Regions from separate parts of the Homo sapiens genome. Here region 1 is linked to region 2. A link is an interaction called in ENCODE POLR2A ChIA-PET data of the cell type or tissue named here. Cell type or tissue: B cell. All regions are shown on one strand. Links, peaks and the distances in the headings refer to the core of each region. The heading gives the core; the rest is flanking DNA. Region 1 overlaps ILDR2 (immunoglobulin like domain containing receptor 2). Region 2 overlaps STYXL2 (serine/threonine/tyrosine interacting like 2).

Evidence for each region. ChIA-PET counts read pairs that join two places held together with the same protein. Peaks named below come from ENCODE experiments on the same cell type or tissue, not always from the same donor. Only the 100,000 strongest peaks of a DNase experiment are listed, where the experiment ranks them.
Region 1: POLR2A ChIA-PET joins it to region 2 with 10 read pairs; 2 of 35 experiments call an interaction of 5 or more read pairs at or near these places.

Annotation. Positions count from the first base shown.
Region 1 is chr1:166,939,676-166,948,447 of GRCh38, reverse strand. All of the region lies in intron 3 of ILDR2 (immunoglobulin like domain containing receptor 2), which reads left to right. The region is part of intron 1 of LOC124904449 (a long non-coding RNA gene); the gene reads right to left. Among named protein-coding and RNA genes, the nearest start is that of ILDR2, 31 kb to the left of the region's middle. RefSeq lists a silencer at 754-803. In B cell, for the core only: no CTCF peak of the experiment used is centred there; a DNase peak (open chromatin) is centred at 599; H3K4me3 peaks cover 629 bases; H3K27me3 peaks cover 1,294 bases.
Region 2 is chr1:167,100,802-167,109,573 of GRCh38, reverse strand. The region is part of intron 2 of STYXL2 (serine/threonine/tyrosine interacting like 2); the gene reads right to left. Among named protein-coding and RNA genes, the nearest start is that of STYXL2, 11 kb to the right of the region's middle. RefSeq lists a silencer at 5,668-5,962. In B cell, for the core only: no CTCF peak of the experiment used is centred there; DNase peaks (open chromatin) are centred at 4,123 and 5,273; H3K4me3 peaks cover 1,515 bases.

The DNA of each region.
Region 1 (8,772 bases), core at 509-8,508, 160 kb after region 2:
CTGGAGGGATCTGAAGAACACTGGACTTGGATTAGGATCTGGGTGAGCTTGGGAAGACTTTAGATAGGGTGACTTTACAACTTATCATCCAAACTAGGATACTCTTGAGAGTGAAAAGGGGGGACTTTTAATAATTTCTGGCAAGACAACAGGCATAAACCGGAACTGTCTAGGCCAACTGGTATGATGGTCACCCATCTTTAGCTGCTGACCACCTTGAAGGGTCTCCCATAGATTGAAGAGAACAGAAGATCCAGAGGGTTGGGGGGGAAATTAGTGTCGGCTCACCTCCACCTGCTGAACCCTGCTGCTATCTGGCATTTCGTTCCTGGGGACCTATGTATGTGCACGTACATCTCCATTCATCTAGGTACCTGAATCGAGCAGAGGGGCCCAGCAAAGAGGTGGGGGTTTGACGTAATAGTTGTTTTCTGAAAAAATTGCCCTAAGATTTTTGAACCATAAATGACGTCGTTCGCGGCCGTTCACTGCCCTGTGTTAAGAGAACAAATGCGGTCTTGCAGGCGCTATTTCCCCTTCCCTAAGCCCCCAGCCACCCCGGTCGCGCCCGCCGCCCCCTCCTCGCAGCCTTTATTCCGCCTCACTATTTTTGCTTCACTTGTTGCTCATCACTGTGGGAGGAAACTCGGCCTTCAATTAGCGCGCATTCCTGGCGGCCCGCGGTTACCGTGGTTACCCCGGGCAGGAGCCGGAGCAGCTGGGTCAGCCGCGCGCTGCATTGTAGTCGGGTGGACCCGCGCCGGCCCGAGCGGGGGAGGAAACGGGGGCTGGGGGCAGGCGCGAGAGTGGGTGGCACCGAGAAATTGGCTCAGCCCCTGGAAAGAAAGAATGGCAGCTCTTGAAAGCCGGGCAGGAGACAGTTGTCCCATTTTTCTCCAAAGCCAGCTGCCGCTATTCAGGCGTGCAGGCTTGCGTTCACACGGGGGCTGTGCCTCCGACTTTGCTGAATTGGCTTCCCATGAGAGGGTCTGGGAAAGGCCCCATGCCAACCCCTTCACACTAAGGGGGCTGGCCACGGAGGAAAGGGCAGGAACTCTGACAGTTTGAGACCTACCAAGTGTGTGCCCCTCTGTGTCTGCCTGAGACCGCCAGGGCCTTTTTTGGTTAAAGAAAGTGGCCATTCTTGCTATCTTTGTATCTGTGGCAGTCTGATGGATGGAGCACAGTGACTTCAAGACACCACACTGGGCTCCAAGAAACTCACTTTCCCCGTTCCATGACATCCCACGCTCCTCCACGGCATTTTAAAGTCAATCTAGCAGTCTTCTGCATTTCACCTCAGGCCAAGTCGACCATGTTATATTTCTAATAATATTTTGTATTTATTCGCTCTCTGGGGGTGGAGGTTGAATCACTATAGCACTTTGTGAAGTCAGATTACTTTGCAATCATTTTTGTTGTTTATTAGTTTGTAGCAGCATGGTGAATGCCTTTCAATTAGCCCATACTGTGTTATGATGTATTCAGTGATCATTTTTTCCGGTTGCAACTTTAAAAGGTGCTGAAAATTTCAGTTATCTCCAACATTTCCTACATCCAAAAATTGTATTTTAATTACATAAGTAGAGCAGTAGTGCCAAAAACATGAACACATTTCAGGGTCATTCACTACAAATATTAGGAGACTAGAAGGCAGTTGGTGCACATTTCTAGATGAAAGATAAGCAAAGTTTTGGGGTGGTGAGATATTGGGAAAAAAACTGGAATTGGGGTGAGTACACCTGGTTGTATTCTTGGCTTGATCATTAGTGAATTGTGTGACTTGGGGTAAGATTCTTAACCTCTCAGAGCCTCAGATCCCTGAAACATAGGGTAGAATATGGACTAGATGACCTCTAAGATCCTTTCTAGTTATAAAATCTGATTCTAGGATTCTGTGGGAATAGAAGTCAGCTCCTTAGGCCAAGCTTATAACTACTGCCAAAAACAAAAACAAAAAACAAAAAACCAACCTCAAAGCATTTATTAACAGTTAATTGTAGATGGTCCAATACTAGTTATTTTATGGATAGAATTCGGTTTCAGAATTATTCTCCTTTAAGACTATAATTTAAAGTGAACTAAAATGTAAAGGACACAGAAAGAAAAAGTAAACATATGAAATGCTTAAGAACATAGTTTATAAATATATATAAAAGAAAAGGGGGCTATATCCACATTTGTGATAGTCATAAACTATATTTATTAAATGCATGGTTACCATGGGAATATAGAATAAAAACTGGGATGTGTGTGCCCTTGGGAAATTTCCAATCTATTTGGGATTCCAAATAGCCATAGAAACAACTTAACACTTAAAAGCATAGCCATAGAAACATCTTTACATTTAAAAGGGCCAGAGAAAGGCATCTGTTCTCCTCAAAGACATAGGAGTGAAACATTTTGGAGGGTTAGGAGATGACAGAACAGGGGGTGGATACAGTACATCCCTGAAAATGGATCTAGGGCATCTGAGGAAAGCTTGAAAGTGGGATGAAGCTGAGATGTGCATTAAACATAAGGGAGAAGAGGGGAACCACACGGAGCTGGGGAAGAAAGGCATTCCTCACTGTCCTAAACAGAAAGTTCATCTGTATAGTGTGTTGGCAAACCCTAGAAGGACTCCAACTTAATAAGTTTAAAGAAATGGAGGTAACTCTGCTGTCAGCAGTGGTGTCATAAAGATAAAGGAAATGTTATACTTCCTTTTCCTAAGTTCCAATGCATTAAACAATGTGTTATCAAGTGATTGAGTAAGCAGGTTCTGAAAACAGGTTTGTCCTAAATCCTGAACTTCTTTACCTTCCATTGTAACTTTGAAGGCTTGGAAATGATTAGAGCTTGGATTTAAGTTTTAAGAGTAGAGACCAAAACAGTCTTTTTGGCTGAAAGTTTTATGTGTTATTTTATCTCTGTAATGACTTCCTCAAAAATACCCTAGGATAACTTCAAAAGTGGCAGTGGCAGAAAACAACTGAAATGGGGAATTTTATAGGTAAGATAGGTAAGTTATTTTATTCACAATGCATATTTCTACCCTGATCATTTAATCCAAAGCGTGTGAATGTGTTTAGCTCTAGAGTTTGTGACAGTATGATATGAAACTGGCACTTGTGTGTGTGCATGTACAAAGTATTAGTATGCCTGATTCGTTTGGTCTATTCAACTTTTTGGTGTGGGATAGGGTGGTGCTTTTGTCTCCTTAGATAGCAAGATGGCATTTGGGGATATTCCAATGACTGGAGAATGCTCCTGGCATTCTTCCCTGAGTTCAGAAGTGTTAAACATTGTGCAGTATATAGAATAATGCTGCATGAATAAATGAATAGTTCTTTCATATTTTCATTAAAAGCCTACTTCCACCTGAGGTTGATAAAGTCACTATAATGCGCAGCAAATCATAAGTCCAGCTAGAAACCCTGCATATTGAACAAGGGGATTTGCTATTGGAAACACTTCAAGTTCCTGATGGGTGGGTGAGGTGCCTCCTCACGCTGGGCTTCTGGAGATGCCAAGCGTAGAGCATAGTCCCTGCTCTGGAGGGGTTTCCATCTTGGTAGTGGAGGCACTCGTAAAAGTAAAGGCACATTGCAGCCACGAGATAACTGCTTTAGTGAAGGCATGTGCAGTGGTCCTAGGGAGCATGGAGGAGGAAGCACCTTCTTAGTGCAGCATTCTTACAGGGCTGTGTCAGAACATATCTCAGTCTTGTGGTCTTTGTGGTAAGGAATTGAACAAAGCAACTGAAATGCTTATCTGAGCAAAGAAAGTAAATCAAGTTTGCTTTGAGGGGGCTAACCTACCAAGAAAAAGGTGTAAAAAAACTTGGGGAAATGCCACTAGGACATAATTTGTTGTGAAATGTGCAAAGACAATGTTCTGAGTAGAAGTGGGAAACCAGGCAAGGACTAGGTCTCCAGGGAAAGGCCCCATGACCAGGCAGAACCTGATGTCAAAAATGCAAAGAGGGCTGATGAAAACTAATTTGGCGGGAAGATTTAATAGTTCTTGTGGCACAGAAGCACATAACTAAAGCTGAGTTCTGTGTGGGCTAGACTGTGAGCCTCTCAAGTGTCTCAAGGGAACACATCTTGTCCCCTGTGTCTCCACCTAGCTAAATATAAATTTCTTTGTTGAATGAATGAATGATGAATGAATAAATGAGAGACATTCCAACAGTGAGCTGGTTTGCAGGAATGTGTACAAAGAGTTCAGTTGAGGATAACTTCAAAAGTGGCAGTGGCAGAAAACAACTGAAATGGGGAATTTTATAGGTAAGATAGGTAAGTTATTTTATTCACAATGCATATTTCTACCCTGATCATTTAATCCGAAGCGTGTGAATGTGTTTAGCTCTAGAGTTTGTGACAGTATGATATGGAACTGGCACTTGTGTGTGTGCATGTACAAAGTATTAGTATGCCTGATTCGTTTGGTCTATTCATGTGGAAATTTCTTAAAAGTAATGGATTCTGCAAGATTTGGGGAAAACTGTTTGAGCGCTTACATAAAAACTGTATTTTCCTCTGATAGTTTGAGCTGTGGTTTGAAAAGAGTAAATGTGGCCTTCTATTTGCAGGGCTTGCTTTCCATCCTTTCCTCAGACATTAAAGTGACTTGTAATTGCCACTCTTAAACTGAATCCTGGAAGAATGACAGCGATTCACAAGTGTTGGTAAAGTGCTGCTGAAATCTGGAATGTATTTACTGCAATTGTTTAGACTCTGTAAGATCAGGCCTTCATTGGATATGATAGAAGAAAAGATAAAGCATTTCTAACTAGCAATAACATTTCTTAGGAATTGTTAGGGAAGAAGCTGGAAGTGGAATATTTTCAGAAATATTCAGCATAAATATTCAGCATAAATCCACTTTTTAAAATGCCTTTAGCTCCAATAAAATATAAGTAATGGTGTAAAAGCTATAGAGCCTTTTTTTTTTTTTTTTTTTTTTTTTGAGACGGAGTCTCGCTCTGTCGCCCAGGCTGGAGTGCAGTGGTGCAATCTCGGCTCACTGCAAGCTCCGCCTCCCGGGTTTACGCCATTCTCCTGCCTCAGCCTCCCGAGTAGCTGGGACTACAGGCGCCCGCCACCACGCCCAGCTAATTTTTTGTATTTTTAGTAGAGACGGGGTTTCACTGTGTTAGCCAGGATGGTATCGATCTCCTGAACTCATGATCCGCCCGCCTCTGCCTCCCAAAGTGCTGGGATTACAGGCGTGAGCCACCGTGCCCGGCCAAAGCTATAGAGCTTTGCACCGTCTCTGCTGTTGACATGATATATTGGTATTGTCTGCTCTCCCAAAACTCCTACTATGTTTTGAATTCTGAAGATATTTAATTTCACCCACTTTACTGCACATATCACCTACACTACCCTGTGGCTAACACTACACAGGTGCATTATGGGAAGGCTTCACCTTCTGAAGCATCAGATATTGACTGTTGCTTCAGGGAGAATGAGAAGCTTGATGTATGTCTTCCTGTTGGAGTGAAAAGCTTTGTGAATCACCTGTCCATATGTCTGATACACCCTTTCCTTATTTTAATTTTTTCCATTACAAAAGTAAAAAAGTCTAAAGTAAAAAAATGCAAGTTCCTTCATTGTTCTTCCATGCTGCTCATTCTAGCTCCCTAGAAATAAGAAGGGCTAGCAATTTCGTGCATAATACTATTGTTTCCAATTTTAATTTGAACATAGGTGACTAGATCTTGTATTTACTGTTATTCTGTGTGTGGAAGTAATGTTAGAACACCATCAAGGTAACCTAAACAGCCTGTGGGGAAATGCAGCTTTGTGTTTTACCATCCCATAAATTTATCTGTGTGTGTATACCCTTCAGAGGTTGCAAACTCATGATTTCTGGGCTCTATGCAGCCTGCAGACATACTGTGTATGGCTCACCCAGTGTTTTAAAAATAATGAACTGGTTGCCAACATTTGAAAATCAAGTTATTTCACATAAAATCTGGGGCCTGGAAAATATTGAAAAATAGGATGATCTGAAACCCTGAAGACACATTTCTATGGGGCCACAAGTGGCTAGAGGTGACTAGTAGCAGCCTCCTGATGACATCTCTAGCTACTCCCTGTTATATTATATCTGGCCAGCTGCACTCATTTGCATTACCTGCTGGTGCCCATAGACATTTGAGTTTTTAACTCCAATCACTGAGTATCAGATTTGGGAACTAAAAGTGATATAGAGTGACCACATAATTAATTGTCCAAACTAGAATACTTTGAGAGTAAAAAGGGGTGCTATTAAAAATTACACCTGGACCATAGGCATAATCCACAACTGTCCTAGACAAACCAAGATAGATGGTCTTTCTGTTTGTAGACTACTCCATTCAACCCCTTCATTTTACTAATGAAAAAACTGAGACCCTGAAAGGGAAAGTAATTTGCCTGTAGTAATCACCAAGTGAAGTAATGATAAAGTTGCCCTGAGTATTCTGACTCCCAGTTCACTGCTTTTTCCGATATAACATGCTCTATATAATATGTATAAGCACCACATCCTCCTTGAATGTATGGATTTTTATAGTTAATTAATTATCACGGTTTGCTATAGGAGCCCACGAATTGGTAGCTTATATCATCAGTGACATTTCTATCATGAATTTAAGTAATGATTTGGATCATAGCATATCCAGAGATGTTTAAAACATTGGTAATCTTGAGAAGTGGAGAGTAAACACTAGCAAAGTTTCTGATTTTACAAGATACACCAAGATATATATTTACAAGTGCTAATTATGCAGATTGAAAAAAACAATAAAAATCCACCATCAAGTACATATCTGATAACTGGATTGCTAAAAAAACAGTATGTATTGACTTCTTGATCATTGATTATTGCCTGGTCTTCAAGAAATCTCCAGGAGCCCAAATTCCCAAATCTTTGACTAGGTGATTATTACCTCGTTGAGTTTCCGAGAGATATTTTTATAGAGAACACTCAGAGGAGACCAATGCATGCTGTCTCTTAATCACTTTCTCAAGCTTTGGCCCCAAATATTTACTAGTTTCCTACCCTAGGGAACTGCGTAAGCCTTAGGGGCATCTCTTAGTCTTTTATGAAGGCTTAGGTCAAAGACTAGCCTGAGAAGACACCTTTTTCCAATGTCCCACTTGACTCCTACTTGTCCTTCCAAGAGACCTTGCAAGCAGCAGAGCAATCTTACCATGTCAGCTGCATGAGATGGGGGACAGAAAGAAGGAAGCTGTATTTGCCAAGGCCAAAAGCAGAGTTGGCCTAAGTCACCCATCCCATACTTCCTTACCTTGGAATATACTCTGGTCCCCATTAGCTTTTTAAATATGGGACCATCACCCACATAGACTAGGACACATGCTACCACACTGGCCTTGTAGAGTTGAGGAGAGCCAAGAAAAAGTGAGCAAAGACCCCTCTACCCTGCTCACTAAATCTTACCCCAGCTCCAGCATACTCCCCTAGTGTCCTGGAGGAGCCCCTTTTTCTTTGACCTTTGTCAGAGCTTCTTTTCTGTGGGTGACTTGATAGAGGAAGGGACAAGTGACCAACCATGACCTTAGATTTAAAATATGAACCACACACATGAGTAAACTTTTCTCTAATGCACCTCAACAAACTTTAACATGAAGGAATTGTTTTCTAAATGAGCCATATCTATATGGATGAAACAGATCACCAGAGCTGTGCTGTCCAATAGCAACATGTGTCTACTAAGTCCTTGAAATGACAATATTTTAGTGATAGTCACATAAGCTAAAAATAGTATCACATTAATTTCCTTTGTTTCTTTTTACTTTTTATTGTACTTCCTGGAAAAGCTAAAATTATCCACATTGCTTGCATTATATTTCTGTTGGCTGGTGCTGTTCTAGAGGTATATGTCAGGTACCTAAATGAAGTAGAATTTAGTTGCGTGTTTAGGTGCTACAGTGACTTTTTACCACCATCACAAGTCTGAAAGGAGGGAAATTTGCTAGTTGTTTATGGTACTACTAGTTTAGAGATATAATGTCAGGGGCAGAAGTTCATAACAGGACTTCACCTTGATATGAGAACATGATGAAAGCATTCATCATGTCTTTCTGTAAATCAGGCTAGTTTTAAAACGGACTAATCTGCTCCCTTATGTCTTCCAGCCTCTTGTTTCCTGCACAGCTCTTTGCTTCCCAGAGTCCTTGAGGGGCACCTGTTCTGAATCCAGCTTTTAAGTTTCTTTGCCATATTACGCAGAAGGCACTTGGGTCCATATAATGCCAGCTGTGGGTGCCATATGGAAAAGCCATACCATCTACATATGTACAGTGTATTTCAGAAGCCAGAAGGAGTGTAGAGGAATGTGTAACTGATCTAGTTTTATCTTTCCCTTGCCTTTGAAAATTTTAATCATTGAAATATCTTTAGGCCACAAATAGAATCATGTAGTGAGATAATTCTGAGTTAAAACCAAATATGTACTTTTGTTTTTATATGGACATAGGACTGTGTATGGATGTATGAAAATGTAGATTGAACATTTGGATACAGACGGGCTTGACTTTCCAATGAAGTGTATGGAGACGGATGTATAAATGAATGGAGATAGTGTATGTCAGTCTGCTCAAGCAGAGATTTCCTCCTCCTATAAATAGTTGGAGAGAAAGTTCTGTTTCTGCTTCCGCTTAGTTTAGGTGCAGAGTTCACTTAGATGGCTGCCAAAGATTGACAGGGAAAGTCATTCTCTTGTCTCAGCCTAGCTTTGGTGATGTGCTTCTCATATCACAAAGAGCATGC
Region 2 (8,772 bases), core at 307-8,306:
AGGTGGGGGCAGGGTTAGGTGTGTCTGAGCTCAGACTCTCCTCGGATGGGGCTTGCTGTCGGGGATGGAGGGTGTGGTTCTCAGGCCAAAGGAGTTATGTTCCCAGAGGGATTGTGGTTGCCTCTGCTGCATCATACAGGTTGCCAGGGAAGTGGGGGTAAAGCTGGCAGTGGGTGCCTCACCCAGCTCCCACACAGCCAGCAAGGCCAGTCTCACTTTCACTGTGCCCCACCAACAGCACTGAGTTTATATTTAGGCAGCCGGTAAGCAGGGATGAGATCTTGCCCCAGGCTATAAGCCTCCCTGAGGAGAAAGCAAGCAGAGCTTTCAGGCCCTGCCACTACCCCACTGTGGTGGCTTCTGTGCTCTTGTTTGCACTTCCTGTTTGCCATTCCCCCATCCCCATTCTGCCCTGGACAATTTACACTTGGTTGAAATTATTACAAAGTTCAGCTGGAAGTTTCCTTCTCCCTGTGGTCCTTCCCCAATACCCCTGGCTGCCCTCCCCAAGGACCCCTGTGAGATAAAGTCAGAAATGGCTTCCCTGGGGACTGAGAGTGCTTACAGGGCTCTTCCTGCTGCTTCTTCTACTTTTATATGTTTCTCAGCTCTCTAAATTCATTTTACCTCTAGGAAAGGTTAAATCCTTCTCCTGTGATCTGGATTTTCAGGTTCCCCAGTGAGGATGTGTGTTTGGAGGCAGACTTTCCCCCTCTCACACTTTGGGCATTCACAGTTTTTTGGCTATCTCATGATGTTTGCAGAAGCAAGCTGCTTCTTTGAAAGGGTCTGTGAATTGTTTCAGTTTTCCTGGTATGTTCCTGTGGTAGTTCTTGGAGCAAAGGTTCATGATGTGAGTCTCTATATGCTGTTCTGTTCATCCAAGTGGGAGCTGCAAGTTAGTCCTCCCTCCTATCTGCCATTTTTCCCCCCCATAACTCTAATCAACTCAATTTAATTCATTTCCAAATTATTTTGGATGTTAAAACTAGAGAGGCCTTTAGAGATCTCATTGTTTGGTGAAGATAATAGAGTTTTACGATAGCGGTTGTGTTGGCTCATTTCCATTCTAGCACCAAGCATTTTCTGTGACGAAAAGATGCATTTTCAAACAAACGTTATTGGGGAGTGGGGGTGGATTAAGGGTAAAGTTCATGGGATATTATCTTTTGGTGTTAAAACTAGAGAGATCTTTGGAATCTCATTACTTGGTGAAGACAGTAAAGACTTAAACACCTAGTGGGGGTGGCAGTGAGCTCTATAAAGGTACAGATTAGGTGGATTAGGTGGTCTTATTTACCTGTGTCTCTAGCAGATGGAGGGTGATCAGTCAGGGTTTGATGACTGAGTGAGTGGATGTACAGACAGATGGGTAGATGGATGAAGAGCTGGATGTCTGGATGAATGGATGGACCATGGTAAGGCTGGGCCAGGTGTCCACATACAACCTAGGGGATCAAACCTGATGATTTCCAAGGGCCTGTAGTCTCTGGCCCTTCCTCCTCCCCAGCCTCAACTTGCACTGGGTTCTCTTTGGCTCACTCCTTTCCAGTACACTGGTCTTCTTTTGGCTGTCATTCTCACCAAGTTCCTCTCTGCCTAGGGACTTTGTAGAAGTCCATTTCTGCAGCCTGATGGTTAGTCCTCTCCTGCTTCCCTCATTTTTCAGATTTTAGTTCAATCGTCCCTTCTTTAGGGAAGTCTTCCTTGATCTTGCACCATACACCTGTTTTTATGGCACTTCTATCAGATGTGATTTTACACTTATTTATGAAATCATTTGATAAATATTGGTCTCCTACACTAGATCATACCCTCTATGAAGGCAAGGACCATGACTGGGTATTTTGTTGACCATTGTGTTCCTAGCACCTAGGAGAATGTCTGGCACACAGTAAATGTTTCATAGATAATTTCTGACTCACTGACTGAATATGTCTTCAATAGAACTATACTTAAGGGAATGTGGCAGTTACAACAATCAGCAATAAGATCTATCAAGTGTTTGCTGCATGCTCATCATTTTACTGGGACACCAGTAGTAAGTCTCAAAGCAAAAGCAGGATCTTGGCTGTGTCCTCTCCATGCCTACTCTCTGCCCTTCAGAGGCCAAGAGGTATACAATATCTGAGGCCTATGTTAGCAATTAGTAATTTTTTCTTATGGTAGAGTAATGGTCACCCCAGATCTGTGATACTCTTTGCCTAGAGAGGTGGGGTCTATGTCTACTGCCCTAGAATCTGGGTAGTCTCTGTGACTACTCTGACCAATAGAATACAACATGGTGGAAGTGATAATTGATCAGTTTTTGAACCCACGTCTTGAGGGAAGCTTTCCTTCTTTGGGTCTTGACACTCTTTTTCTGGGAACTCCTGAGCTGCCATATAAGAAGTCCGACTACCCCCAGAACACCAAGCTAGAAAGGCCACTGGTCAACAGTCCCTGCTGAGCTCCCAGCCAACAGCCAACCATGTGAATGATCCTCTTAGAAATGGACCTTGCAGCCCATCAGGCCACTCCAGCTGATGCCATATGAAACAGAAAAACTGCCCGGTCAAGTCCTGTCCAAATTCCTGACCCACAAAAAGGGGAGCAAAATGAAATTATTGTCCTTAGTCATTAAGTTTTGGGGTAATTTGTTAAGCACCAATAGATAACAGGAATAGTGCTATTCCAAGGGCTAGGAAGCAAGTTTTAAGCAAATGCTTAGGCACTCTTCTCCTCAGTAGTGATACACAACCTATAAATATCAGTGACTGAGGCAAATATGTTACAGATGGGAAGCAACAACAAAATAATGCCAATATGGTAGAGCAAACCTTGCCTCTATAACAGACCTGGTGGACATTCTGAGCTCCAAGGGTTCAGGACAGCTAGTTTTCATATGACAATATTTCATAAAACTAGAATCAAAGCCCCAGATTTTATATAAATGTGAGCAGTCATATTTTCCATTTCAACAATATTTATTAAGGGAGTTTTATTATTTTATTTTTCAGTAATTAATACTATTTATACTCCTATTAACAAAACATTAATCATTTTATTTATTAAGGGTCAGTATTATGTAAAATGAGGTTTGGGGCAAAACCAAACCAAACAGATCCATGTTGAGAATTATTGTATTACTGTAGGGATTACAAGGCCTTCTTCCTTGCACAGCACCACATTTCTCCTACTTGGTCCGTTTTCTTTGTTCCTTTGTGTCCCAAAGAGGCTTTCTCACATCTCTAATCAGTATTCCAAGCAACTGATACAGACTGAAAATAGACACAGGAGGCGCCCTTACCTGTCAGGTGTGCAGAAAGGCCTTGCAAGGAACTCAGCAGGTGGGACTGCCAGGATCCTGGCCTGGGATTATCCATCCGGGAGCACTCCATCCTGCCACTTTCCCTAAATAACGTTGACTTTAAATTGTGAGGATTTGGTTTTAAATAACAAATACTGAGAATCAAGAATCTGTCCTAAATATACCTACACTCTGAGGCTGTGGGTTTGATAGGGGAGAATTTGAAAAGAGAAATCTCTGTGAAACATCTTTCCTTCTAATGGGTGGTAAAGATTGAAGTTCGGCTAATGAGTCAGCAAACCTGAGAAATCATACGTGAAGAGCCTACCCGGTATACTCTTGAGAAGCTGGCAGCTTTGTAAATGAGAAAAGAGGGGGGATGAAGAACAGATTTCCTCCTCAGCCCCACGATGTTTCTGTCTTTGGCTGCTGATGCTAAAATGTGAGCAACATTAAACTCTGCTCCGTATTACCCAGTGTGGAATGTACAATGTAGATTACAAATGCTTTTACGAGTCAGCCGCCATGAGGGGGAGATGTAAACCTAATAGTCATAAAACTGTTTGCCACAGACACGGTTTATTAAGTCTAATAAAGAAAGGTGTGGGGGCAAGACCTAAAACGGACGCTTGTTTTCCACAGAGAAGGAGGACTGCAGAAATAGAAAAGAGGAAGGAGGGAGAGACCTGAACAACTGGCCCTGTTTATATTTGCAAGGTCAGTGAGATGGCAGCCCTAGAGGTTTTGATTTATGACTATGTCTGTGTCCCAACTGGCATACCTGAGATGGAGTGAGATGACACTCACACCCTGATTAGAAAGCAGTGAGGGCTGGCTGTTCAAGAAAGACAGGCAGGGAAAAAAAGGACCTAGGATCGATACATACCTCATCATAGGATCAGGAAGCAGCTGCTAAAAAGCCTTGAGGCTGAATTGAAAGAGGAACAATAAAGGGGAGTTTGATGGACTTCCTAACCAAAAGCCGGAGAGTGGTGCAGCTTGCTTTAGACCTGCGTTTTTCAAAATTGCAGACTGACCAATCCATGTATCATAAAATCAATTCAGTGGGTTGTGTTCAGCATCTGGGACAGAAAGGAAAAAAGGAAACAGAAAAAAAGGAAGGAAGGAAGGAAAGAAGGAAGGAAGGGAGGGAGGGAAGGAAGGCAAAGAGGAAGAAAGGGAGGGAAGGAGGAGGGGAAAGAAAGGGAATAGCACCACCCATTGTAAGGATAAGTGTAGTTTTGTGAACTTTTAAAAATTTATGTATATGTGTATATATCTCTGAGTTGAGATGCAAATGGCATTGTCATAGTGCAGATTATAGTCAGCAAAGTTTGAAAGCCGTTGCTTTAAACTAGTTGCCTGCTGTCCAGACACGGAATGTAGTGGAATTGGGGTCCTTCAGCCCAGACTTTCCTATAGCTGATCACTTCCTGTCAAGGAGTCCCTTGGAAGTGAAATGGAGGTAGAGGCCCAGGAGGAGGTGTCTTTCTTGATTGGGCTTTTGCAAAAAAGGACAAGGTTTCTGAGCTCTAAGTTTTCAGTGACTTCAGAGAAAATGACTACACACAGGCAAAGTTCAGGCTCTAAGGAAGAAGAGAAGTCAGTAAACGGAAGAAAATAGATTTTTAGCAAGCTGCTTCCAACAGGCTTAGTGAAAGAGCTGAGGTGGAGAAATTTTCACCAAAAAAGAAATGTAAAGGAGAAAGGATGGACAGGAGGAGCCATTTCCCAAAGAAACATAACGAAAACACAGAGAAATTACACTTCATGCCCCTGTCTCCTACCACACCCACCACAGATGCTTGCTCGCCACAGGAAGGGAAAGGAGAGCACAGTTAAAGAAATTCACTGAAGGTCAAGGGAAACAGTGTCACCGTGACAGGAAGCCTGATCGAGCCTTACCAAGCAGTTCTACAAAACTGCGAAGTCTTGAAAAGTTCAGATCTAAAAGCCAAAGCAAGGAACGGATTTTGACTTGGAAAGATATAAAGTCAAGTAGAAACCATTCTTCAAATCAGGAACAAGAGAATGATAAAAATGCCTTTGCTCCTTTAGTTGGAAAGAAGAGAAAACTGATGATAATAGCTAAGAAGGAAGAGACGGGGGGTGGGGGGACGGGCAGAGGTTGGTTTGCATTACAAGCGCACTTACTTCTTTTTTTTCAAGACAGAGTCTGGCTCTGTCCCCCAGGCTGGAGTGCAGTGGCCCAATCTCGGCTCACTGCAAGCTCCGCCTCCCGATTCATGCCATTCACCTGTCTCAGCCTCCTGAGCAGCTGGGATTACAGGCGCCCACCACCACACCAGGCTAATTTTTCTATTTTTAGTAGAGACGGGGTTTCACCGTGTTAGCCAGGATGGTCTCGATCTCCTGACCTTGTGATCCGCCTACCTCGGCCTCCCAAAGGGCTGGGGTTACAGGCGTGAGCCACCGCGCCCGGCTGTGCACTTACTTCTTAGGCTGTATTTGTTTAGGTGACTGGGAAGGCCTGACGGAGACTATAGGTAAGGGAGAAGTCCCCACCAAGCTCCCCCACTGACAGGGGGTTTTAAATTTCAGTGTCAACTCATGAATCACTTAGGGAAATTTGCCTAGCTGTGAGATGGATGAATCTCTAACCGCCCATTTTCTTCCAGAGAGTGACTCATAGTGGCTAGGTTTGAATTTAAGGTGTTTGAAGTTAGTGCCTAACTCAGGCAAAAATGAAGATTTGATACCCCATCCATTTTCTACACCCCTTTCTCAGATTCTTAATTCACCCTAGGATGAGATTTACAGATGAGACTTGAAATGTTAAGACTCCCTGCCAGGACAGCAAGCAGGGTACATCCCTGCTAATTTTGGCTGGCTGCTAGTGGCTGTTTGGATCACTGGGTGAAGTTTTGCAAGGCTCTGTTCTAGTTCCACAGGAAAGAGTAAAATTCTGTTTCCTAGGGGCTGGATATAGGGCTGTAGTGAGTTGAACGGTGCCCTCCAAAATGGTATGTCTTCCAAAACCTGGGAATGTAATCTTTTTTGGAAAAAGGATCATTGCAGGAGTAATTAAGTTAAAGCTTTTGAGATGAGATAACCCTAAATTAGGATGGACTCTAAAGCCAGTGGCAAGTGTCCTTATAAGAGAAGAGAAGACAGAGCAGACGGCCTTTTGAAGGAGTGGCAGAGATTGGAATTATGCTGCCACAATGCAAGAAACGCCCGTAGCCAACAGAAACGAGCAAGAGACAAGGAAGGAGTCTTCCCTAGAGTCTTTGGAGGCTGTGTGGCTCTGTCACCAGCTTGATTTCAGACTTCTGGCTTCCAATATGTGAGAAAATAAATTTCTCTTGTTTTTAAGCTGCCTAGTTTGTAGTAATTTGCTGTGGCAGCCCTAGGAAACTAGTACAAGGACTAAGAGTCCGGTGGTGAGGTATTTGCTGACTTGGTGCGTAATTTAACTTAAAGAAGACTTAAAATTTAACTTAAAGACTCAAACCTTTACCTGAAGTCATAAAACCAGAAGGATGGAATTTCAGGCACTTATCAAGTACAAGGAGGACTGTTCAGGATGGGGACAAATATCAGTAAGTGATACTCTGCTTCTTAGAATACAGGATTTGCTCATGGCAGAATTAGAGAAGCATGATGTCTTAATCAGTGTGTGTGGGACTCTGGCTAAATAAAAATTTCTTGACATGATGAGTTACTGAAAAAATTTTGTTGTCAGATATCTTTTTCTGGAAGGAAAAGGTATGAGAACCAGCATTTATCAAATACCTAGTATACCTTTATATATGTTGTATTATTTATTCTCTACTCCTGGGTAAAACTGGTATTCTGATTTTTTTGATTAAGTAATTTAAGCAAGCTTTCAAGGGTTTATAAGTAGGAGGGCAGGTCTGACCTCAATTTTGGTCTCCACTGCACCACTTAATTTCTTTCCACAGTATCATACTGCCTCCTAAAAGAGGGTTTTATTTATCTTTTATATATATATATATTTTTAAAAAACAGCTTTATTATTGATATACAAACTGCACAAATTTAAAATATACAAGATTTGACATATGTATACATCCGTGAAGCCATCACTGCAACCAAGGTCACATCATCCCGTGTGCCCCTTTTTAAGCCCTCCCTCTCACCCCCTCCCTGCCCTATGCCCCCCAGGCAACCATTAAACTGCTTTCTGCCACTGTAGAGATGGGTTTGCATTTTCTAGAATTTTATATAAATGGAATAATATAGTATGTACCCTTTTTTGTCTGACTTTCAAGCAGTGTAATTATTTTGAGATTCATCCATGTTGTTGTATGAATCAATAGTTCATTTCTTTTCGTTGCTGTATAGTATTCCTATGTGTAAATGTGACACAATGTGTTTATCCATTCACTCGTCATTGGACATCTAGGATGTTTTTAGGTTTTTGGCTATTACAAATAAACCTGCTATGAACATTCATGTCCCAGTCTTTGCATAGACATAGGCTTTTTTTTTTCTTTTTTGAGATGGACTGTCACTCTGTTGCCTAGGCTGAAGTGCAGTGGTGCAATCTTGGTTCACTGCAACCTCCACCTCTCTGGTTCAAGTGATTCTTTTGCCTCAGCCTAAGTAGCTGGGCTTACAGGTGCCCACCACCACACCCAGCTAATTTTTGTATTTTTAGTTAAGATGGGGTTTCACTCTGTTGGACAGGCTGGTCTCAAACTCCTGACCTCAGGTGATCCACTTGCTTCAGCCTCCCAAAGTGCTGGGATTATAGACATGAGCCACTGTGCCCTGCAGACATAGGCCTTCATTTCTCTTGAGTATATACCTAGGAGTAGAATGATGGGATCATGTAGATATAGGTGTGCATGTTTAGGTAGATGTATGTTTAATTTTGTAAGAAACTGAAAAACTGTAAAATGGACTATTTTACATTCCCACCAGCAGTATATAAGATTGTCCCAAGTACTCTACATTTTCCACCAACATTTGGTATCGTCAATCTTTTTAATTTCAGATATTTTAATAGTAATGTAACGGTAACTCACTGTGGTTTTGATTTGTGTGTCCCTAATGATTAAGGATTTTGAGCATCTTTTCATGTGCTTATTTGCCATCCACATATCATTTTTGGTGAATATGTATTCAAATCATTTGTCCGCTTTTTAATTGAGTTGTTTGTTTCCTTATTAGTAGGTTGTGGGAGTTTTAAAAAATATATTCTAGACAGAAGTTCTTTATCAGATATGTAATTTGAAAATATTTTCTCCAAGTCTATAGGTTCTGTTTTCATTTTTTAAAAAGCACTGTAGACTCATTCATCTGAACTGGTTTAGGTGTGGTTCTGTGAAGTAAAGTGGGATCGATTGGATGATAGCTCCAAAGCCTGTGCAAATGTAATAGTTTAGAGTTCAGATTTTATGAGGCCATTGTGGGAAGAGATAGCCTATGAAGTGCCACCACATGTTTGCCTTCCTTGAGAATTTCTGAAAAGGGCTAGATGATTTGGGATAAGT